Linked DNA regions of Homo sapiens: region 2 is linked to region 1. A link is a loop called in an ENCODE intact Hi-C map of the cell type or tissue named here. Cell type or tissue: right lobe of liver. All regions are shown on one strand. Each heading gives the region's core, and the rest is flanking DNA. Links, peaks and the distances in the headings are about the cores only. Region 1 holds the start of LOC105374260 (a long non-coding RNA gene). Region 2 has its middle 67 kb from the start of SST.

Region 1 (8,705 bases), core at 1-8,000:
GTCTCAAGCTGGGGGACAATGGCTTAATACTCAGCACAGGCCGGGCGCGGTGGCTCACGCCTGTAATCCCAGCACTTTGGGAGGCCGAGGCGGGCGGATCACGAGGTCAGGAGATCGAGACCATCCCGGCTAAAACGGTGAAACCCCGTCTCTACTAAAAATACAAAAAATTAGCCGGGCATAGTGGCGGGCGCCTGTAGTCCCAGCTACTTGGGAGGCTGAGGCAGGAGAATGGCGTGAACCCGGGAGGCGGAGCTTGCAGTGAGCCGAGATCCCGCCACTGCACTCCAGCCTGGGCGACAGAGCGAGACTCCGTCTCAAAAAAAAAAAAAAAAAAAAAAAATACTCAGCACAGGCTCAAACACCACTGTGACCATTTCCCAGCTGGGTGATCTTCAGGAAGTTATTTAACCTCAGTAAGCCTCAATCCCCTTACCTCTAAACTGGAGATGCTATCCCATGTGGTGGCTGTGGCATTTCCGTGTTTGAGATAATACTTAAACATAGGTGACCCATGTCAGCTGGCTTCCTTTTCATTCTAATTTCAGTGGTGCCACATCAAGTTCACTTCCTTTAGCTCAAAAGAAAAATGGCTGAGATGTAATCTGAGGAGTATTTAGGGGAACTGAGCCAACAGGAAAGGCACAGGTGTAGCTGGCTTTGACTCATTGGGTGCCATGTGCCCACCAGGTGCTTTATGTTCATTAACTTATTTACGAACCATGCAAGCCTTGCAAGGTGGCACTGTAGCCTCATTTACAAACGAGAAAACTAAGGATCAGCAGGGTGAGGTGACTCACCCGAGATGCAGCTTGTATGAAGCAGATCTAGGGATATAGTACAGGTTTTCTGACTTTAAGCCCAACACTGTTTTCAGTATCCAGGCTCTTTTTCAAATGAGAAAATAATTGCTCTGTCAGTGCTCAACCCACTTCCACATTGCCCCACAGATTTACCAACTTCATAGACTTCTAGAATGTCAACTCTGAAAGGGGTTTTAGAGAATACCAAGTCCAGCCTCCTCATTTTATGGATAGGAAAACAGAGGCTTAGAAGGGGAGCAGAGAGGAGGGCTGGCTAAAGGCACCATAGCACATAGTGGACTAGGCTGGGCTTTTTATTTATTCGCTGTTCTTGATTGAGCACCTACTATGTGACAGCATTGCTATAGGCACTGTGATATAGCAGTGACCAAGAATGAGATTCTGCTCTCATGGACCCTAGGTTTCAGACTAGTTGAGGGTGGGACAGAATAGAAAACTAAACAAGTAAGCCAGTAACACATCATAGAAACCAGTGCCCCTAGCTCTGCTGCAGGTAATCTGTAGCCCAGCTGCCTTTCACGTCTTCCTCCCCACCACACCACCTTTCTCTGAGAAGAACAATCCAGTCTTTCCTCCACAGAAGAGGATGATGGAGCTGCAAGCTGCACCCCTCCAAACACCCCACAGATAGCTTCTCTGTTCTCACAGTATCTTCTCTCCTCCAGGAGCCATGGTCATCGTCAGCGGCTGGGGGAAGCAGTTCTTGCAAAGGTTCCCAGAGACCCTGATGGAGGTGAAGTTCACTTTATAACCTACAGACAGTGACACCTCAGCTCTGCACTGGGCCTTCCTGCTCCGTATTGTTCCCTTAGGGATTTTGAGGCTTGGGTGGGGGTTGGTGAGTGGGAAACTAGGAGCCCAGACCCACCTCCAAAGTTCAATGGGACTTTGAACCCCAGAAAGCTTGATTTGTTTGTTCTACATGTCATGGACTCTAGCCTCTAAACACGGTTAAGTTTTTCTGGTAGCTTATTAAAGGCTTAGCTTATGAAAATTCTCCCAGAAAACAGCAAGTTTAGACACCCCCATGGTGACAATCCAGCTGTGCACCATGAGAACTGTACACCAAATTGGCCAGAATGAGCCAGGCTCTTGAGAACCACAGTCCTTGCAGTAATGAACTTGGCAGTTACACTTAGAAGTTCATATTCCTATCAGTTCAAGGAAAAAAAAAAAAAACACTTAACTAAAAGTAAGGAGCCATAGTTTCAAGTCTTGGCTCCCACTAACTTGCTGGGTCATCTGAAGCAAGTTATTTTGCCTCTCTAGACCATAAGATACTATTTCCAACTGCAGAGTTATGGGGCAACACGAGCTGCCATCAAAGAGTTGCTTGGCTCTGATATCACCGGGGCCTATGACTGACACAGCTAGTTTCTAAATTCTTCCACATATATTATTTTGACATATTTTAAAATTTGGGATTTGCAACAACCATTCATCCCTTCATTCACTAACTCCCGGGGGTCTATTTGGTGTTTCCTTGGTACCAGACACTGTACTAGCTACTAGCTGTGCTGGGGTAAAAGGATAGATCTGGTCCCTGGCCCCCTTGGGCTCATGGTCAAGTGGAATGGACAGAAAGTAGTTATGGATGTGATAAAGGTGGAGAGAGAGAAATGCAGGATGCTCCAGAACATATGAAAGAGAATCTGATCTTGTCTCAGGGGTTCAGGAGGCATTCCCAAAGGAAGTGATGCTGAAATGATACCTGAACGATGAATCAGGTGCTCAGCAGTTGCTGAGGATCTGTCCTCAGGACCACCCTGCCCTGGCTTCCTCTCCCCTTATCCAGGGAAGGCCATGACCCAAGAGGGATCTGAATGGCCTCTGGTTTCCTCCCAGCAAGGGCAACAGGAGTTGTCCATTTAGAGAATATGGCCCATTCAGTTCTTGATTTGACTGAAAGAGAATCATATGTTTCCTCTTTTTATTCCAGACATCTACTCCAACAGTTACCCCCACACTGGATCAAGGGCAATAATAGTCACAATGCCTTATTTTTATGTATCGATTTTGCTGCATTGCAAAAAATATATATATTTTCTGGGTATCTACTAAGCTCCAAGCAATGTAAGATAGAAATGCATAAAATACAGATCCAGCATCGAGACAGATGCTCATACTGTAGAGAGGGAGGACAACATAACAAAGTGCTTGCTGCAAAGCCAGCAGTGATAACTCCACAGTAGCTAATATTTATACAGTGTGTGTAGTTTACAAAGCACTTGTTCCTGCCTCTCCTCTTTGTACAATGATTAGTATATCAAATACTGCAACCTCCATTTTTCAGATGAGGAAAAAGGGTCTCAGAGTCTGAAAAACAATGAGTAAGCCACATGTTCTAGGTCCTACAGTAGGGGTGAGACAAAAGAAAACCAAACTTCATTTTTGTATACATTGTCCTATTGACTAATACATCTCCTAGGCAAGTATTATTACCTCTATCTTACTGAAGAGAGATCTGAGGCCCAGAGAGGGCATGTGACTTGCCCAAGTTCACACAGCCAAGGTCTTCACAGCCAAGACTGCCCTAGAACACGGGCCTCCTGATTCTCCATTCAACTGTTCCTTCACCTGTAGCATGGGGCAGTCTCTTAGATCAAGTCTAAGGTAGACACAGGTCCGTCCAGGTATGGAGTGGAGAGGAGCCGTCTTCAGGGGTGTCAGAATAGCAGAGGCTTCTCAGCCGGGGATGAGGACCAATAACAGCTTTGTGTTCTAGATTGAAATCCCGATTGTTGACCACAGCACCTGCCAGAAGGCTTATGCCCCGCTGAAGAAGAAAGTGACCAGGGACATGATCTGTGCTGGGGAGAAGGAAGGTGGGTTAAGAGGCTGGCATACAACAGGGGCGCTGCCAGCCAGGGAGTGGTGCAGAGCCAGCAAGGGAGCACAGAGGCCTCCCAACCTGGTGGGCTGGCAGTGTGGGGGCGCGGGGGACTGGAGGAAGGCCGTGGGAGGAGGGATTCCACAGGAGAAGATGCATCGGAGAAAAGATATTTACAGGATGCTCATCATTCCCTTCCCAAGTTCAGTGTTTCCCTTAAGAAAGAGGCCTTGGCCGGGCACGGTGGTTCATGCCTGTAATCCCAGCACTTTGGGAGGCCGAGGCGGGTGGATCACCTGAGGTCGGGAGTTCGAGACCAGTCTTGCTAACATGGCGAAATCCCATCTTTACTAAAAATACAAAAATTAGCCGGGCATGGTGGCAGGTGCCTGTAGTCCCAGCTACTCGGGAGGCTGAGGAGGGAGAATCACTTGAACCCAGGAGGTAGAGGTTGCTGTGAGCCGAGATCGTGCCACTGCACTCTAGCCTGGGTGTGACAGAGCGAGACTCCATCTCAAAAAAAAAAAAAAAAAGAAAGAAAAAAGAAAAAGAAAAGAAAAGAAAGAAAGAGGTCTGAATCAGGGCTTTTTAGAATCATTTGAGCTCTGATGCGGCCTGACCTAGAACTGCCCAGAGCTGAGGTTTGGGTCCAACGGTCTGCTATGCCCTCTAGTGCCCAATTCTCTGAACTACAACCCATACATGGGAGAAGGAGACTTGGGCTGGGAAGGGGCATTTTATCTTCATCTATGTCTCTTTTTCACCTAGGGGGAAAGGACGCCTGTGCGGGTGACTCTGGAGGCCCCATGGTGACCCTGAATAGAGAAAGAGGCCAGTGGTACCTGGTGGGCACTGTGTCCTGGGGTGATGACTGTGGGAAGAAGGACCGCTACGGAGTATACTCTTACATCCACCACAACAAGGACTGGATCCAGAGGGTCACCGGAGTGAGGAACTGAATTTGGCTCCTCAGCCCCAGCACCACCAGCTGTGGGCAGTCAGTAGCAGAGGACGATCCTCCGATGAAAGCAGCCATTTCTCCTTTCCTTCCTCCCATCCCCCCTCCTTCGGCCTATCCATTACTGGGCAATAGAGCAGGTATCTTCACCCCCTTTTCACTCTCTTTAAAGAGATGGAGCAAGAGAGTGGTCAGAACACAGGCCGAATCCAGGCTCTATCACTTACTAGTTTGCAGTGCTGGGCAGGTGACTTCATCTCTTCGAACTTCAGTTTCTTCATAAGATGGAAATGCTATACCTTACCTACCTCGTAAAAGTCTGATGAGGAAAAGATTAACTAATAGATGCATAGCACTTAACAGAGTGCATAGCATACACTGTTTTCAATAAATGCACCTTAGCAGAAGGTCGATGTGTCTACCAGGCAGACGAAGCTCTCTTACAAACCCCTGCCTGGGTCTTAGCATTGATCAGTGACACACCTCTCCCCTCAACCTTGACCATCTCCATCTGCCCTTAAATGCTGTATGCTTTTTTGCCACCGTGCAACTTGCCCAACATCAATCTTCACCCTCATCCCTAAAAAAGTAAAACAGACAAGGTTCTGAGTCCTGTGGTATGTCCCCTAGCAAATGTAACTAGGAACATGCACTAGATGACAGATTGCGGGAGGGCCTGAGAGAAGCAGGGACAGGAGGGAGCCTGGGGATTGTGGTTTGGGAAGGCAGACACCTGGTTCTAGAACTAGCTCTGCCCTTAGCCCCCTGTATGACCCTATGCAAGTCCTCCTCCCTCATCTCAAAGGGTCCTCAAAGCTCTGACGATCTAAGATACAATGAAGCCATTTTCCCCCTGATAAGATGAGGTAAAGCCAATGTAACCAAAAGGCAAAAATTACAATCGGTTCAAAGGAACTTTGATGCAGACAAAATGCTGCTGCTGCTGCTCCTGAAATACCCACCCCTTTCCACTACGGGTGGGTTCCCAAGGACATGGGACAGGCAAAGTGTGAGCCAAAGGATCCTTCCTTATTCCTAAGCAGAGCATCTGCTCTGGGCCCTGGCCTCCTTCCCTTCTTGGGAAACTGGGCTGCATGAGGTGGGCCCTGGTAGTTTGTACCCCAGGCCCCTATACTCTTCCTTCCTATGTCCACAGCTGACCCCAAGCAGCCGTTCCCCGACTCCTCACCCCTGAGCCTCACCCTGAACTCCCTCATCTTGCAAGGCCATAAGTGTTTTCCAAGCAAAATGCCTCTCCCATCCTCTCTCAGGAAGCTTCTAGAGACTTTATGCCCTCCAGAGCTCCAAGATATAAGCCCTCCAAGGGATCAGAAGCTCCAAGTTCCTGTCTTCTGTTTTATAGAAATTGATCTTCCCTGGGGGACTTTAACTCTTGACCTGTATGCAGCTGTTGGAGTAATTCCAGGTCTCTTGAAAAAAAAGAGGAAGATAATGGAGAATGAGAACATATATATATATATATTAAGCCCCAGGCTGAATACTCAGGGACAGCAATTCACAGCCTGCCTCTGGTTCTATAAACAAGTCATTCTACCTCTTTGTGCCCTGCTGTTTATTCTGTAAGGGGAAGGTGGCAATGGGACCCAGCTCCATCAGACACTTGTCAAGCTAGCAGAAACTCCATTTTCAATGCCAAAGAAGAACTGTAATGCTGTTTTGGAATCATCCCAAGGCATCCCAAGACACCATATCTTCCCATTTCAAGCACTGCCTGGGCACACCCCAACATCCCAGGCTGTGGTGGCTCCTGTGGGAACTACCTAGATGAAGAGAGTATCATTTATACCTTCTAGGAGCTCCTATTGGGAGACATGAAACATATGTAATTGACTACCATGTAATAGAACAAACCCTGCCAAGTGCTGCTTTGGAAAGTCATGGAGGTAAAAGAAAGACCATTCTGGTATGAAGGTTTTGGGGGAGGAGATATCAATCAAGAAGGCTTCCCAGAAGAGGTGACTGGACCAGAGCCTTGTCCACAGGTAAGACGGAGGAGGCCTTCCACATGGAGGGAGAACAATAGTAAATGTCCACTCAAGATGTCCTTTATTATACCAGCTCCTCCCACAAAAACACATGTCCAGTGGACTCTTTTTCTGGGATCAGAACCAACACCAAAAAGAGCTTTTCTCCTTAAAGTTAGAATTCTAAACAGGACTTGAAATGGCCTCAAGGTTTGTGCACAAATACTGACTTCTGGCTGGACCCAGCTTATTCTGTTTATTTCTCCAATTGCAATTTCATCCTTATCCTGAGAAAATGTCTAAATAGGCCATGGAACCCAGGCTTCCCCGTGACCTACAAGCACTTATTAGCTGTGCCAGCTCCTGCACTGCTGCTAAGGTCCAAGAAACCCAGATCTCTCACAGAGCCATAGAAGCAGAGGGCTGGAGTATCTGTGAGGACAACAACCTTGTCTAACTTCGCGACCTCATTCTTGAGCATTTCTACTGATGAGAAACTCACTACCCCCAATTGCAGCTCATTCAACTTTAAAATTGCTGCTTTTTGAATCACTGATTGTGAATATTAATTTAAAAAAATAAGTAAGAAAATGTTTTAAATGTGCTGCCTCTTTAAAAGGTCTCCTCTTTGTGCAACCAAAACCCACCTCTCTAGAATACAGTTTGTATAACTGAAGCTATAATTTCATACCATGAGTGCTGCTGTTAGCAATAATAATCATGCCCGGATTTTATTAACAACAGAAGCTGTTGCTCGTATGAAAAAACAAACATTAGTTCTAATAAACATCTGCATTGAGTCAAAGCTCCCTGTTTGTTTGTATGTCTTTTATGCACTGATGATTATAGTGAGTTGCTTTCATTTACCAACATTTTGTTGTATTCGTGTAGGATCACTGTACCATGAAGGGAGAGAGACTATGATGGGAAGATTGTTGTAGATACAAAAGCATGTCTTAGGTTTTTGGGTCAGTTCTGTTTAAATACCTGTCCTATTATTCCTGTAAATTATCAAAATATCCCAGAATGTCAATGTTTCTGCATCCACATTACAATTATTAAATGCCACTCATTTATTAAATTTACTATTATCAGTGGCATTTAATAAATTTGAATCATATGTTCAGTGTTTGGTTTAGAAAATATGGTGCCATGTCTATGAGTGGCCTGTTCTGGATTGGAGTACATGCCTTCTTTCTGCCTTGAGTTAATCTTACTCAATGGAGAACAAGAATCAAAGAAACACCACCACCAAGAAGCCCTTCAAGCTAGAGTTGGGCAAGAGTCAGGGAGGGGAATGTAGACCACTCATATGACAGAGGTGGAAACCAATCTTGGTCTAGAATAAGTCTCAAAATCAAAAGACTTGAATTCTAGTGCAGCGTAGGTTGACTCCCTTATTTATTTAATTTTCCCATCTCTACACCGCTAGAATAACCTCTCTCCTGAGGCTGTTGAATCTGATGAATTAGCAGATAGGAAAGAACTTAGAAAATTATAAGTTCACTCAAATGTAAAAGGTTATATGGGAAATAATCACCACTAACATTTTTGAGTACTTACTATCTGCTTGTTATACACATTCTCTAATTTAATTTTCACAAGAAAATTCATGAAAGGACTATACTTATCCCCCTTTTACAGGTGAGCAACCTGGAGTGCAGTGAAGTGTAAAATGTGGGCCGACTTAGGAGCACAAATACCCCAGCAACAATGAGCACTCTTAGTACACAGGTCTTGGTTTCTAAAATATCATCATCCGATAAAAGGAACACAGGCTCTTTGAAGAAATGACTGATTCCGGGATTGGGGCAAGAAACACACAAGCTGAGACTGGAGCATCTTGCAGTCCCAGAAAGTGAAGAAACGCTGAGGATATGTCAAAGGGACACAGGAGCCAAATGAAAGAGCTTCCACTGGCCAAAGCTGGAATGTTGAGCAACAAAGCAACATAGCATTGGATAATAACCCAAAGTATAAAATAAATATTCATGAGTACATACTTATGTGACTAAATTATTGAACAAATAAATCAACTGGAAGAATAGACCAATCTCCCCTTGAAAAAATGCAAAATCGTGCATCCCTCCAGAGATGCAGCATGAGTC
Region 2 (8,714 bases), core at 233-8,232, 380 kb before region 1:
TAGTGAAGGGAGAAATATTCCAGGAAATAGCATAAAGAAAAAAAATCAAAACTTCAGGAAATATTGGACACACTTATAGAAATGCAAAATGTTTTGGAAAGTCTCAGCAATAGAATCGAACAAGTAGAAGAAAGAAATTCAGAGCTCAAAGACAAGGTCTTGGAATTAACCCAATCCAATAAGACAAAGAAAAAAGAATAAGAAAATATGAACAAAGCCTCCAAGAGGTCTGGGATTATGTTAAACCACTAAACCTAAAAATAATTGGTGATCCTGAGGAAGAAGAGAAATCTAAAAGTTTGGAAAACATATTTGGGGGAATAATCGAGGAAAACTTCCCCAGCCTTGCTAGAGACCTAGACATCCAAATACTAGAAGATCAAAGAACACCTGGGAAATTCATCCCCAAAAGATCATTGCCTAGGCACATTGTCATCAGGTTATCTAAAGTTAAGACAAAGGAAAGAATCTTAAAAATTGTGAGACAAAAGCACCAGATAACCTATAAAGAAAACCTATCAGATTAACAGCAGATTTCTCAGCAGAAACCCTACAAGCTAGGAAGGATAGGCGCCCTATCTTCAGCCTCCTCAGACAAAACCATTATCAGCCAAGAAGTTTGTATCCAGCGAAACTAAGCATCATATATGAAGGAAAGATACAGTCTTTTTCAGACAAACAGATGCTGACAGAATTTGCCACTACCAAGCCACCACTACAAGAACTGCTAAAAGAGCTCTAACTCTTGAAACAAATCCTGGAAACACATCAAAACAAAACCTCTTAAAGCATAAATCATACAGGACCTATAAAACAAAAGCACAATTTAAAAAGCAAAAACAAGAAACAAAATAAACCAAGGTACACAGACAACAAATAGCATGATGAATACAATGGTATCTCACATCTCAATGCTAACATTGAGTGTAAATGGCCTAAATGCTCCACTTAAAACATACAGAACTGCAGAATGGATAAGAACTCACCAACCAACTATCTGCTGCCTTCAGGAGCCTAACCTAACATATAGGGATTCACATAAACTTAAAGTAAAGGGGTGGAAAAAGGCACTTCATGCAAATGGACACCAAAAGCGAGCAGAGGCAGTTATTCTTACATCAGACAAAACAAACTTGGAAGCAACAGCAGTTAAAAGAGACAAAGAGGGACATTATGTAATGGTAAAAGGCCTTGTCCAACAGGAAAATATCACAATCCTAAACATAAATGCACCTAACACTGGAGCTCCCAAATTTATAAAACAATTACTAATAGACCTAAAAACTGAGATAGACAGCAACACAATAATAGTGGGGGACTTCAGTACTCCACTGACAGCACTAGACAGGTCATCAAGAGAGAAAGTCAACAAAGGAACAATGGATTTAAGCTATACCTTGGAACAAACGGACTTAACAGATATATACAGAACATTTCATCCAACAACCACAGAATGTACATTCTATTCAAGAGTGCATGGAACTTTCTCCAAGATAAATCGTATGATATTTATGATATCTATATGATAAGCCATAATATGATAGATAGACCATATGATAAGCCATAAAATGAGCCTCAATAAATTTAAGAAAATTGAAACTATATTGAGCACTCTTTCAGACCACAGTGGAATAAAACTGGAAATCAGCTCCAAAGGGAAGCTTCAAAACCATGCAAGAACAACCTATCAAAAGCTCTGGGATACAGCAAAGGCAGTGCTAAGAGGAAAGTTCATAGCCCTAAATACCTACATCAAAAAGACTGAAAGAGCACAAACTTGACAATCCAAGGTCACACCTCAAGGAACTAGATAAACAAGAATAAACCAAACCCAAACCCAGCAGAAGAAAGAAAATAACCTGAGAAGAACTAAATGAAATTGAAACAAACAAACAAAACATAATACAAAAAATAAATGAAACATAAAGCTGGTTCTTTGAAAAGATAAATAAAATAGACCATTATCAAGATTAATCAAGAAAAGAAAGAAAATTCAAATAACCTCATTAAGAAATGAAATGAGAGATATTACAACTGACACCACTGAAATACAAAAGATCATTGAAGGCTACTATGAACACCTTTACACAAATAAACTGGAAAACCTAAAAGAGAAGGATAAATTCCTGGAAAAATACAATCCTCCTAGCTTAAATCAGGAAGAATTAGATACTCTGAACAGACCAATAACAAGCAGCAAGATTGAAATGGTAATTTAAAAATTACCAACAAAAAAAGTCCAGAACTGGATGGATTCACAACAGAATTCTACCAGACATTCAAAGAAGAATTGGTACCAATCCTTTTGTCACTATTCCACAAGGTAGAGAAAGAGGGAACCCTCCCTAATTAATTCGATGAAGCCAGCATCACGCTAATACCAAAACCAGGAAAGGACATAACCAAAAAAGAAAACTACAGACTGATATCCCTGATGAACATAGATGCTAAAATCCTTAACAAAGTACTAGCTAATCGAATCCAACAACACATCAAAAAGACAATCCACCATGATCAAGTGGGTTTCATACCAGAGATGCAGGGAAGGTTTAACAAATGCAAGTCAATAAATGAGATACACCACATAAACAGAATTAAAAACAAAAATCACATGATCATCTCAATAGATACGGAAAAAGCATTTGACAAAATCCAACATCCTTTATGATTAAAACTCTCAGCAAAATTGGCATATAAGGGACATATCTTAATGTAATAAAAGCCATCTATGACAATCCCAAAGCCAACATAATACTGAATGCGGAAAAGTTGAAAGCATTCCCTCTGAGAACTGGAACAGGACAAGGAAGCCCACTCTCACTACTCCTCTTCAACATAGTACTGGAAGTCCTAGCCAGAGCAATCAGACAAGAGAAAGAAATAAAGGGCATCCAAATTGGTAAAAAGGAAGCCAAACTGTCACTGTTTGCTGAAAATATGCTCGTTTATATGCTGAAAATATGGCATTTTCAGTGACCTGGATGAGACTGGAGACTATTATTCTAAGTGAAGTAACTCAAGATTGGCAAACCAAACATTGTACGCTGTCACTGATATGTGGAAGCTAAGCTATGAGGATGCAAAGGCATAAGAATGATACAATGGACAATGGATTTTGGGGACTTGGGGGGAAGGATGCAAGGGGGAGCAGGGATAAAAGACTACAAATAGGATGCAGTGTATACTGCTCAGGTGATGGGTGTACCAAAATCTCACAAATCACCACTAAAGAACTTAGTCATGTAACCAAATACCACCTGTACCCCAACAATGAATGGAATTTTTTTAAAGAAGCATAGAGAAGGGTAAGAAACACAGTAACATGTGCAATCTTATTCAGACTCCTTTAAAGAGCTTCTTAGAACCAGCTCCCTACAAGTGACTATGTTACATGTCTACTTCAATCATAAGGGAGGCTGGGAAGTATAGTTTTTAGCTGAGTATTTTATTGACTGAATAAAATTGGAGTCTATTCTAAGGAAGAGAGTAGGGTGGATATTAAGCAGAGAACTTTCATTCTCTGCCACTTTTATGACCACGGGTAAATTAATTAACCTTTTAAAGTTTACTCATCTATAAAGTGGAAATTAAATAAGGTCGAATATGAAAAGTACTTAGCAAAGTATCTAGCACGGAGGAAATGCTAAAAAATGTAGACTATCCAGAATATAGAACAGTATTAGCTTTTTTATAAGACATAAAAAATTTCCCACTGTCATTAAGGTAGAAGTGAGAACTATTTTTGGAAGGAGGAAAGAAGTTATAAAATTTGGAAGGCAGATATTTTATTTCCTTTTCTAGCCAGCACGTTGGGTGATGAATTTTCTGAGGTGTTCTGGAAGCTTTTGTTCTTCAGGGGACCTGTGTCACATTTAGGAGAATTACAAAAGCAAAGGTGGTCCTCTGCTCAGCCATCACCTCTTCCCAGAAGATGTCTCTGAACCATCAGGCTGGGCTAAATGCACCTCTAGGAAATTCTCTCTTTACATGTCTGCCTCTCCCTGGTTATGAGCTATTGAGAATAAGCACTGTGTCTTAGTCACCGTCATCTTCCAAGAGCCCAGCGCAGTACTAGGAGCATGGTAGAAAGTCAATAAATGCATATTACATTGGGAGTAGCGGCTTTGGGCTAACTCCTTTAATATCTTCCTTGGCCAGATGCAGAGAAAACTTAAAGCTTTCATTCCTAAAATGCTTCTCTGTTGGAGAAGTCTTCTGAAAAATGAGACAGGCATTCAAGTTTCTCCGTGCTACACTCCATCAGGGAATGTGCAAAGCCCCAAAAAGCCTTCAAGTTATAACTGAAAATTACAAAGATGAAAAGATGGGCATGATACTGATATTTTTGGGATCATGGCCCTGGTAAGTGTCCCTGGGAGTTAGTATTGTACAGGGGATTCACACTGAACCTAGAAACAGTTCTTGGGTCTAAATTTTGATTCTGCTACTTGGTTACTAGGATAACGGAGGAGACCAAGTTAATATTTCATCTTTGTGGGGGGCAGCTAAAAACTCTCATGGATGGGAAGAGCTTTGCACTGAATGTGAAGGACCACCATGGCTGTGACTGGTGGTACTCATGAAACCATTACTGGCCTCTAATATTCACCTTACTGAATGTATTAGTTTGCTAGGGCTGCTGTAACAAAGTACCACAAACTTAGTGGCTTGAACAACAGAAATGTATTGTCTCACAATTCTGGAGGCTGGAAGTCGGAAATCCAGACATCGGCAGAGTTGGATCCTTCTGAGGGCTGTAAAAGAGAATCTGGTCCATGCCTCTCCCCCGTCTTTTGGTGGCTTGCTGGCAACCTTTGTTGTTCCTTGGCTCATAGAAACATCACCCTTATCTCTGCTTTCATCTTCACATGGCGTTTTCCCTGCACATGTCTGTTTCCATCTTCAAATTTCCCCTTTCTATAAAGACACCAGTCATATTGGATTAGGGTGCACTCTAAGGACCTAATTTTAACTTGATTGTCTTCGTGAAGGGTCTCCCTCCAATTAGCATTACATTCTAAGGTTCTGGGAGTTAGGATTTCAACATACAATTTTGGGGGACATAATTTAACTCATAACACTGGGGATTGTGAAAGGTCAATAAATGAATAAATAGGTTATTCTTGATCTGAAGATGAAACTCTGAACTTTAACTCCATTTAGTTCCTGGTGAATGTGGAGGCTACAGCCACCTTTTCTAATTCAAATTTCAGTACTTGCTAACTCTGTCCTGTTTAACTTCTTGAGTGTCAGTTTTCTCATCAATAAAATGAGAATCTTAAAAACATTCTGCTAAGTTTGTTGAGATTATCACATGTGATGGCATATGATAAATGACCACTCCCTTTCTTCACAGCACTGTGAGATAAAGTTGAGAGACCAGAAAAGGAGTGGTGGTGGGCGCTAGGCTTCATAAAGCAGTGATGTTACTTTTTCTAACTATATTGTTTTTGTGAAGAGCTATTTGAGTTTGACGCTTTGGAAACGGAAAGCAAGCAGTCAGAAAGCTTTTTGAGCTGACAAGAGACAAGCTCTTTGATAATCCATCATCTTAAATTACCTACCCTGGATCATGTCCTGCTATTTTTGCCGATGATATCACCAATAATGACTTCTATTAACTTTCAATGTGCCTTTTTTATAAAGAGATGATTCGTAAATAAAAATATCCTCCCAGACTCTGTTGATGACCTTGAAAACTATGAGATTTGATTTATCATTCCAATACTTTGCACTTTTACAATACATGATCAAAATACGCCGAAAAAGGAAGCTTGAATAAGTGACCTCGTTGTGATGAAGTGGAAGATGACTCTGAAATAATATAATTCAATCTCCGCATTTTTCAGATGAGGAAACTGAGGAACAGATGAGGAGACTTTCCTGAGGTTGCCCAGCAGGCGGAACCTGGACTTGAACCAGGGAGTCCCACCTCCCAGTCTTTACAAGTTCCTTTACTTTGTGCTCTGGGCTAATTAATGTTTTAGGCAGGGCCATTTTTGCTTCCTGGGTCTCAGTTCCCACTTGTAAGAGGGACCGGAGCAAGATTCTGTTCTGGCATTGCTTCACAGAGCCACAATCAGGCAACTCCCACATGTCCATCCTGCTCCTCAAAGCAGCAGGTCCTCCCTCCTCTCCTGCTCAGCCCACCACCCTCGTGTCTGAGCCCTGTGGCAGCACAAGAAGGCAGAACCTGACCCAGCTTATAGTGGTGACCTTCAACTTCATCCAGAAATCAGTGGCTCTGAAGGAGTGTTCCCTGTGATAAATAACAACACACAAAACTAAACCATGTTAGTGAAAATGGCTATTGTGCAGTGGAGTGTGTAAACGCTCTTCAGACTGTGGCAAATTGGAATCCCGCCCATCTTGCTAGTGAAGTAACCTTGGTCAAGTTAGATTAAATCAAACTAAGCCAAGTTACTCAATTGTTTCATTAGTACTGACAATAAAAATACCTAAGGTAGAAGGTTGTTGTGAGTATTAAATGAGATAACATAGGTAAAGCACCTACAGAAGACCTGGCACATGGAAAACACATTAGTAAAGGTATTTTACAAGAGAAAATCGAAGTGATCCAGTGGTTCTTAGCCTGTTCTAGATGTGCTGGAAGCGATCTCCCCCACAATACACTTACATGTGCAAACGTACAAACAATCTGGGGAGGGGGGTGTTATAATATTCCTGAGACCCATATGGAGACCTTATGGGCCATGATTTCTGCTTAAGAACTCCTGAAGAAAACTCTGTAAGGCTGTGCTTTATTAGTTATTCAGTGACATTTCTTAAGTTTGCCTGACAACTAGAGAAGCACTATCTAGATGTTCCATAAATCAACTGAATCATAATGTTGTACGAATAATACTCTTTGGCAAGGGCCCGAAATAGAGTAAGAGTAGGAACTTTGACGGGAGAAATAAAAAGTCCCAAATTTCACATTAACTGAGAATCCAGTTAGCAGTTATCCAAAAATAAGAAATAAAGTGCCTCATTATGATTCTACAAAATTAGAAAAAGCCAAATGTGAGATGTTAACAGTTTTTAGAGTCTGAATCCCAGAGATGTCAAAGTGATCTCTTGGACTCCTGGCCGTGCTGACCATGACCCTGACAGTGACTATGACCATGGCCCTCCATTTGCATGGGATGTGCCTGCCCAGGGCTGCCCAAGCCCCACTGCTAATAGAAGTGCTAGGTTGTTTTGTTCCCCAAGATGCCCTTTGTGGAATTAGCAAGAATCCATTTAACTAGTTGGCTCATTTGTTTGTTTTCAAGAATCTGTAACCAACTCTTTTCTGAAGAGACTGTGCTCCACTTACACACTCCTTGTTGATAGCACAGACATTTACTAAGACCCCCTATGTGCAGAACTATGTGGTGAGCTGTGTTTTGAGGGATGCAAAGAGAAACGGTCCTTTATGTTTGTTTTTAGTGTAAACTGAATTTTCTGGTTTACACTCTTTCTGTTGCATGCTCCTCCTGGCTACACTTTCACTCCAATTATTTTATTTGCAACACTCAGAAAGATTGTGAGAAATGTCTGATGGTGCTTTTTATTCCTACTTTACAGATAAGCCTGAATGCACGTTACTCTGGGCCATAGTAAAAAGAAAGTTTATGTACCCTTATTTCAAATGCAACCACTTTCCACTGTACAGAATTGCCCTCCACTTGCTTGGTTTAATATGACACAGACATGTATGCACAACTGACTGTAATGGAAGGCAGCACAGAGGAACCATGAGAGTTCAGAGATCAAAAGAGATCCCTTTCCATGGTCCGAGGGGAGGGATCGGAGGAGACTTTGGGGAGGTGAGCTTGTTGGCCTTTCCCTATTGACATCTCCAATAGAGATTGGAGGAGAAGTGACTGAGCAATCTCTTTACTTCTTCCTATGTCAAGAAGACTTGCAGCTGATCTACATCTATGTATAGCTGTAGCTGATTCATATCTTGTATAGCACATGCATGGTTAGTTTTCTGCATGCACACACATATATGTTTCTTTTCCTGCTGAGCCAATCATTTCTATTTAAGTACCCATCACTGTATCCATATTAGTTCCTGGGCCATACAAAAGAACCACAAACTTATTCTCTTACAGTTCTGGAGACCAGAAGTCTGACATTAGGTGTCAGCTGAGTTTGTTCCTCTGGAGGCTCTGAGGATGAATTAGCCTCCTTTCCTCTTTCCTGGCTTCTGGTGTTTGTGGTAATCCCTGACATCCTTGGGTTGTAATTGCACCACTCCAATCTCTGTATCCATCTTCACATTGCATTTCTCTCTGGGTCTGTGTGTCTCAAATCTCTTATAAAGCCACCAATCATTAGATTTATGGCCTACTCTAAATCTAGGATAATCTCGTCCTGAGATTCTTAACTCAATTTTATCCACAAAGATCCTACGTTCAAATAAGGTCACTTTGGGAGGTGCTGAAGCTTAGGACTCAGACATATCTTTTTGGATGACACTGTTTAACCCGCTGCAATGTCCAGACGGGACTTAGCTTCCCATCTTTGGTTAGAGATGATTTATGCTTTCTAATGAACATTTATATTATTTGTAGCAGTAACACTATGAAAGAGATACTCATTTCAAAGAGAGTGACATTCCATGTAAAAGAAGGGAAAAAATCTCTTAGTTGAATAAACGAGGAGAGGTAAATGAATAACACACCACAAATGATTTACCTGCAGCTGCAATTTAAAGGATATTT

What was found. A loop is a pair of places that touch in the nucleus more often than their neighbours do. Peaks named below come from ENCODE experiments on the same cell type or tissue, not always from the same donor. Only the 100,000 strongest peaks of a DNase experiment are listed, where the experiment ranks them.
Region 2: it touches region 1 in a loop (3-fold over the local background); 10 of 110 quality-filtered maps call a loop at or near these places.

Annotation. Positions count from the first base shown.
Region 1 is chr3:187,215,979-187,224,683 of GRCh38, reverse strand. LOC105374260 (a long non-coding RNA gene) reads right to left here and starts at 1,658. Exons shown (of 3, transcript XR_007096209.1): 1 at 437-1,658. It also overlaps a transcript of MASP1 not described here. In right lobe of liver, for the core only: a CTCF peak has its summit at 4,331 (motif pointing left); a DNase peak (open chromatin) is centred at 4,323; H3K4me3 peaks cover 708 bases; H3K27ac peaks cover 2,698 bases.
Region 2 is chr3:187,599,519-187,608,232 of GRCh38, reverse strand. No RefSeq gene overlaps it. Among named protein-coding and RNA genes, the nearest start is that of SST, 67 kb to the left of the region's middle. In right lobe of liver, for the core only: no CTCF peak of the experiment used is centred there; no DNase peak of the experiment used is centred there.